Linked DNA regions of Homo sapiens: region 2 is linked to region 1. A link is a contact called in ENCODE Hi-C or POLR2A ChIA-PET data. All regions are on one chromosome and are shown on one strand. The core of a region is the stretch at or near the end of the contact, and the rest is flanking DNA. Distances in the headings are between cores, read along the strand shown.

Region 1 (3,603 bases), core at 691-3,190:
TTGAACATCAAAATTATGTTTGGAGAATTCACTTTACTAATGAACAGTTCTTAACAAATGACCATGTGAGACTCAACTCTGGCTCTAGCCTCCAGCTGCTTCTTAGCCAAATATTTTTGAGTCTGGAAAGATGACTGGAAATTACATCAAAACAACATTTTGCATGGATTATCTGATACGTCCTTATTTTTGGCCAGACCAAAAATACTGTCAAAAGAGACTGCTATTTCTTCTTTTCACCCTGACAGAAACATGAAAACTATGATCAAAGTTTTCACTGAAGGGTCCCATGTAATGTTCTGTGCTTTGTTTTTCAGCAAAAGACTGCTTTATAGTAGTTTGAATTTAGGTTAACATTTGAGATCTGGTTTTCTTTCTTGGCTGAGGTAGTTCAGCTCTCCTTTGTTTGTTTAAAAGGAAACATCAACTTTCCAATTTACTCTCTAAAATTGGTTTTTGTAGTTCCCTGCTGGACTGGAAAGGCACCATCTGTTTTAATAATACTGAAGTGAAAGGGGGAAAGTTTGTGAAATGGAAGTCAACTGGGAGTGCTCTTAGTCATCACAGCTCCACTTGGAGAAGAATCCACTGTTAAGTTCATGAATTTACGTTAAACCCTGGTCAACCCAGGTAGTGTAACAATCAACACAGACTTCCATGTTCTGGCAAGGGACAGTCAGTGAGAAAATTTTACATACTGGCAAACCAGCAGCAAAAATAATCAAAATATCAGGCAGGGAAGAAAAAAAAAAACGTAAACATGTACGAAGAAAACTTCAGCTGTGAAAGAAATACGATATTTAAGTTGACTAAAATCTTTCCTTTTTCCTTTAATTCATAAACTTCACCATTTTTGCCCCTCCCTCCCTCACTGCCTTCCTTCCTTCCTTCCTTTCTTTCTTCCTTCCTCCCTTCCTTCTTCCTTTCTTTCTTTTTTTGGACATTTACATATTATTAGATTTGTTCAGGTTTTGATCATTACTGGAAGATGAGAAATTCTTGCCTCCAAGCCCAAATAATGCTAACCCTTATTCTCTGGACATTTGACAGCAGAATTTCCTTATCCTGACACTGAAACAAAGATTCTATTTCTCAGCATTGAAAGGTCTGCCTACAACTCATCTGTTCATTGGTTGATGGATGGACTGATTTGTTCTTACCTGGAACTGATTATTTAGTAACTAAACTACACACATACAAACACACACACACAACAAATGCACATACATACAAACAAAAATTAAAAAACCACACACACTTAAACACATACAACACACATGCATACATAACACACACAAATATACACACACGTATCTGGGAGGTCCCAACCTTCCAGGGGGAAACTGTCTCATGCTGCTTAAAGCTTCCACAGGCCGCACCTGCTGTTCCAATTTGCCCCTCTCTCCAGTGGTTTGAAAGGTAAGCTGCAAATAAATGAGCACTATGTATAGCTGACCTTGCTTAGAGTGGCATTTTAATGCATTTGACTACACCTGCCTCTAATTTCAGTGTTGATATTTTAATGCAATCCAACAAATTTCTAGGAGTGAATTTGCAAAATTTAAGCAAGTATTGCAAGATGAGCTGGGAACAAGCAGGTGCTCTTCTGTAAAAATATACATGGGGCCGCTGCCGGCACTGATTTCCTTAGCATGTTATCAAATGCCCTGCTGTAGCAACAGTCTTTTTCTGTTTTCTTCTGATGCTTAACTGGAGGATGATTCAATCGTAGACCAAGAAACCGTGGTTGAATTACAACATTCAAAACAGCCCGTGTGTAATGGCTCAGAGCTCCTCTGGATGGATCTTGCATCTCTAAGCTAAATGCAAGTTCACAGATTCCTAAAAATACCCCCTGATGTGAGTCATCCTGTTCCAAAGAGCTCTGAAGAATGTTTTCCACAGAAGTGGCGAGGCACAGCCCCAGGGTGTGGAGCTCTCGTCTGAGTTATGTAGGCAACTTGCGTCAGCCACATACTATGTTATAGTCTCCATATTCCCTGGCGCTGAGCGTGGATAGCTGGAATGATCTGTTGAAATACAAACCTCTGCAGCAGCTTCAACTCTGCCTCCCATGCAACTTCCCCAAACAAAATGGATCTGTGTCAAAGGAGAGGTGCGCAGGTCACTCAAGGTGTGCTTTCTATCAAAGGGTTTTTTTCAAGAAAGAAACCCAAAGCCAGAAATAAACATGGTAGCCTTGGGCTTTAAGGAAAAAACAAAACAGACAAACAAACAGACAAAAAAAAAACCTGTCTTTCTTAAAGCTTCCCCATTTTCAGACTCTCACACTGAAAGTTGAGAGATAGTTTTGCCTCCTCCGTGAGGTGGGTGGAGGGTGCTGTGAGAGAGGGAATCTCAAGCTGGCCCAGATCAGCTGTGGAATAGATGCACTGAGAAGATGCTGAGGTTTCCACATAGATGCCCCCTTCTGTCACAAGTGCAGACTCTGAAGACGCAGTTGGCCTGGGCCCCATTGCTCTGCTGTCTCCAGGAGTCATTAGTGGCACTTTATCAGAGGATCCTGGATGAAAGGAGAAATCAAATCATTTTCTAAGAGTGGGACTTCAGGCATGTGAGCCTGTGTTTTAAGAGAGAATAACTCTTTTAATGCTCCGGAAACTGCACAGCTGGAAGACTGCGGCTCAATGTACACATGTGGATAGCACAGTTGCCTTGGGTCTTTCTTCAAAATAATAGGATATAAATTATACACGAGGAAAACAAGAGAGGGTTGGTGCTGATTATCAGCTTGGACAATCAATCATACACTTTAAATTTGAAAATAAAATATTTAGGGGCACATGGCTTCATTGACTCTAATAAAAGTGTTTTATCCTCTGATTCTCACAGAAAATCTCTAGAATCTTGCTCTTTTAAGAATTCATTATTCCCTTGTTTCCAAATAGGAGCTTACCAACTATACAATAATTTTTTAAAAACAATTTAAAAGTCATATGTAATTTAGAAATTTGTCAGATTACTACCTCGTAGTCTAAGCAGCAGTTACAAGGTTATCTAGAGACTGTTTCAGAATCTTTAGTTTTTGAGCCCTATTAAAAGAAACATATTCCTTACTTTATAAAGACATAAATGGTCAAGCAATTTTAAAAAGCAACCAACTAATACTTTATTAAAATTCATACAAAAATTTACCATCTTAACCATTTAATTTGAACAACTCAGAGCCATGTAGTACAAGCACAGTGCCGCACCAATGTCATCACTCTCTGGTTCCTGAATGTTTTCATCCCTCCGGAAGGAAACCCCACACACATTAAGCTGTCACTCCCCATTCTCTCCTCTCTGCAGACTCTAGCAACTCTCAATTTGCTTTCTGTCTGTGTGGATTTGCCTATTCCCGCGATTTTATCTAAATGGAGTCAGATGGTGTGTGGCTTTGTTTACTTAGCATGACGTTTTCCAAGTTCATCCATGTGGGAGCGCATGTTAGTGTTTTTCTCCTTTTTATGCCTAAATCATATTCCATTGTATGGGTGGACCATGTTGGGTTTATCCATTCAATCGTGGATGGGTATTTGGTTTATTTCTACCTTTTGGCTATTATGAATAATGTCGCTATGATTATTCATACACAAGCTT
Region 2 (3,603 bases), core at 454-2,953, 720 kb after region 1:
ATAAACGACCTTATTTAAATCTCTTAAAATCTGGAGAGGAAACAAATCTCTCCCTTGTTGAATGTTAAATGAAAACAAATTGTTAGATAACTTCTCTATGTTCATTTACCTTCCTTCTCCCATGCTGCCAAAATCAAAGAAAGAAAAAAAAAGTCTTATAATTTAAAAAAGGTCTCGATGAGTAAAATATTTAGCGTGATGGAAAACTCAAAGTAAGTTTTCTTAAAAATAAAATAAGACATTTTTGTTCTAAGAAGATTTGGAAGGTCCTGAAATACCCAGTAATTAAAATTACTCAGAGAGAATTACATAATCTAACAGATGCAATTTTTATATCTGTGCTTCATTAATCTAGTGTTCCTTGAGCACACACTACCACATTACCGTTTGCTGAGGACACATTTCAAGCTGTCAAAGATTAATTAGGTAAATCATCACTAGTATTTTAGGATAATAATTTGTTTTCTTTACACTCTTCTTAGGTAGCTAAATGATAATCTCCATTGGTCTTTTTCACAACACTCTGGGCTAAGTTTTTTTTTTATTTTTTAATGTAAGCCTAGTGCTCTGGAATAATTACCAGGACTTCTCAAGATGCCTGCTTTTCCTACAGCTGACTTGCAACAATTTATAGAAACTTACAAATAAGCTACATACCAGGGAAAGCTCTGTGCCCAACACACCAAAGCATCAAATAAGCTTAGTACCAGTGAGACTCTGAGCCCAATATACCAAAAAGTACCGAGTCTGGCTTCAAAAAGTGTAACATCTCAAATCAGTGCCTGGAGTATTGAAAGACATTGTTTTTTAATTTTGTGATTTTAAAAAACTTTTCCCCTGAATGCTAGGGAATTGATCTGAGAATCATCATCTCAATGCATTTCCTGAGGAATTCTTTGGGAGCAGGAATTTGTCAGACTTTAATGCAAATGGGCAGTGCCTGCAAGTTCTTGCCCCTTATTTATTATTCGCTTTAGTATAATGTCGATGTTCAGAGTGTGCTTTGGTAGGAATTTGGTGGCATTTCCTCCATGCCTCAGTGTGTTAGTCAAAGCCCCACGGCTTTTCAAACCACGTCAGATCCTCCACTTGCACGTCGTCTTGTGCAAAACCTGTTTCCCTCTTACTCAGTGGTTCAGCCTGTTCCCATTCTACAGCTCTTACAGCGAGTTCCAAAAACTAGTTTCTCAACGCAGATAGAATGGAAAAGAGCAGCAACAATAAAGATTTATCATTAAGGACTGTGATGGAAGTTTACTTCATCTCCACTTAAACAAACAAAATAGTAAACCAATTGATTTGGTAAATCAAGCCATTGATTCTTATCATCAAATAAATCTTTATTGTCTTAATTACCTAATATCACTTGTATCATTGTGAATTTGCAATTTTAGCTCTGCTGTATAGAACATGATACTGCTGCCAAAACGCTTTACACAGTAATTCAGTGAAAGAGCGTTCACAAAGCATGTTTTCAAAGTATTCTTTATGGATTCTTCTAAGAGTGAAATTCATGTTTATGGAATTATATGGTCTCTCATAAACTTTTCCCTCCTTCCTCTATTTATAGTGGACAAATTTTGCCAAGCCTGGGTCAAGAACTATGTCAAATATTCGAACGATGTTGCAGTGTTGAATTCCTCAACACAGACCAGCTCCTCGGCTTTGGTTTCGTAACGGTTGTGTCCTCATGAATTGAAGGTTTATGCTTCTATTTTGAACCAATCTGTTAGACTCATTAGCATTCTCGTTCACTTGCCCTACATAGCTGGAGCTGTTTCCCTCTTTAGGTGTGAGAGCAACAGCTGTGGAAAATATTCAAATTATACTGGTGACCTTGTTAACAAGGAACTTGCGAGCACATTTGCCTCCACTGGAACTGTAATTTATAAAAATATAATTTAGCCACAGAGCTAGTAAAATGGGTTAACAATTATTTTTATTGTGTAGGCCATTTCGTTGTTTCTTTCCATATTTGTTATTGAAATTACAGTAATAAGAACAAAGCATTTTACCATTCTCATTACATGCCACACAACCCGAGCAGTGATTTAAAGAAAAAAAAAATTGAGTGCAGGATGTGATGTTAGCAGGGAGCACCTCTGCGATGCTGACATCCTCCTGGCACTCTTTCTGACTCATTATCCAGTTCCCTGATTTATCTAGAAACCTTGCACCAAGTTAAAAATATTTTGGTTTAGATATAACTGATATTGTCTCCTTCTGGCTCAGAAACTTCCCACCAGTCCTTTTTTGCCTTTTGAAAAGCAGATGAACCCTGTGTGGCTTTGGAGGTTTCCTGCAATGTAGTTCCACCAGCTGGTGCAGCCATTGCCTCTGTACAAGAGCTCCTGGGCTCTGACAAACAGAGTGACTGCTGCTCCCCCTAGCACCAGCCTTTCCGGGCCATCTGGCCTCAGATACTGGCATTGCTCATCCTTGGGGATCTCTTCTCCTTCTAATGACCATCCCACTTGAAGGATCATCTGAAGGCCAACTCCTGCATTAAGAGTTTCCCCATGCCCTCCCACATAACTCCATCTGTGCCCCACTGAAGGCACATTCATTATGCACCTCATTTCATCTGAACTCTCTGGTAGTCCCTTTTTATACTTCTCTTGTGATTCAGGTTTCATAACTCTTGAGGGCAAAGACTCTTTTACTCATCTGTCCCTTTACTCTGTAAGCTAGGTCCACAATAAATGTTCATTAACTTAAATTCTAAAACTTCATTTTGTTGGATAAAGAATAACCACAGAATGGAGACAAAAAATCTCACTTGCAGAATATGGTATTTTCTCTGTTCACCAGAAGTGTATTGCTCCAAATGCACTGAGAGTGTTGGAGGTTAGGACTGACAACATTTTTCCAAAAGCACAGCACAGATGGGCTCAAAAAGCAAAATAGGAGACCAGCAATCTATTCACAGAGCACTTTCACCTTGGACTTCTTAGAACTCTTGACTGCCACCCACTGCTTTCCGTTGTTAAATTACCCTTTTCAGCTACAGTCATTCATTGCTTAATGTTGGGGACATGTTCTGGGAAATGTGCTATTAGGTGATTTTGTCATTGTGTGAACATCATAGAGTGTCCTTACACACATGTAGATGGCATAGCCTACTATACGCCTAGGCTGTATGATGTAGCCTGTGCCCCTAGGCTGCAAACCTGGATGGCATATGACTGTGCTGAATACTGTAGGCAATTGGAACACAATGGTATTGGTGTATCTAAACATACTAAACACGTAAAAGATACAGTAAAAATATGGTATTAGAATCTTATGGGACTACCATAGAATATGCGGTCCTTCATTGATGAATGGTCATTATGCAGCATATCAATTAGTCCATACCCTCTCTGTAAGGTAGGCATTTTGTCTTGTTGCCTCTACGTATCCCCTTCCCCTAGCAGAGTGTCTTGTCTATAGCAAGCCCCAGTAAATACTGTTGTTTTGCAATCCACATTGAGGAGGCCGAGCACAGCGCTTGGGTTTGCACCTGCCTGTATTTGCTTCTGCTTTGAGATTCACGTTTGGCCCGTCCCCTCCGTTCACCAGCCTGACCCTGCACTGGCTGCTCTTCCCAACGTGATGGATGCC

What was found. A loop is a pair of places that touch in the nucleus more often than their neighbours do. ChIA-PET counts read pairs that join two places held with the same protein, here RNA polymerase II (POLR2A). Pooled maps may share reads with other maps.
Region 2: a loop to region 1 is called in a pooled map, with 4 times the contacts of the local background. The contact joins two enhancer-like sites. A Hi-C loop is called at or near these places in 1 of 37 single-sample maps with no recorded cell type and 3 of 50 pooled maps. POLR2A ChIA-PET finds 5 or more read pairs at or near these places in 1 of 52 experiments (AG04449).

Annotation. Positions count from the first base shown.
Region 1 is chr10:4,342,973-4,346,575 of GRCh38, reverse strand. No RefSeq gene overlaps it. Among named protein-coding and RNA genes, the nearest start is that of LINC00703, 39 kb to the left of the region's middle. RefSeq lists an enhancer at 1,298-2,497. Within about 2 kb of position 1,940, at least 20 of the 41 ENCODE cell types and tissues checked have a DNase peak (open chromatin) inside an H3K27ac peak, as active enhancers do.
Region 2 is chr10:3,622,036-3,625,638 of GRCh38, reverse strand. The region is part of intron 1 of LOC105376360 (a long non-coding RNA gene); the gene reads right to left. Among named protein-coding and RNA genes, the nearest start is that of LINC02669, 120 kb to the right of the region's middle. Within about 2 kb of position 1,703, at least 7 of the 41 ENCODE cell types and tissues checked have a DNase peak (open chromatin) inside an H3K27ac peak, as active enhancers do.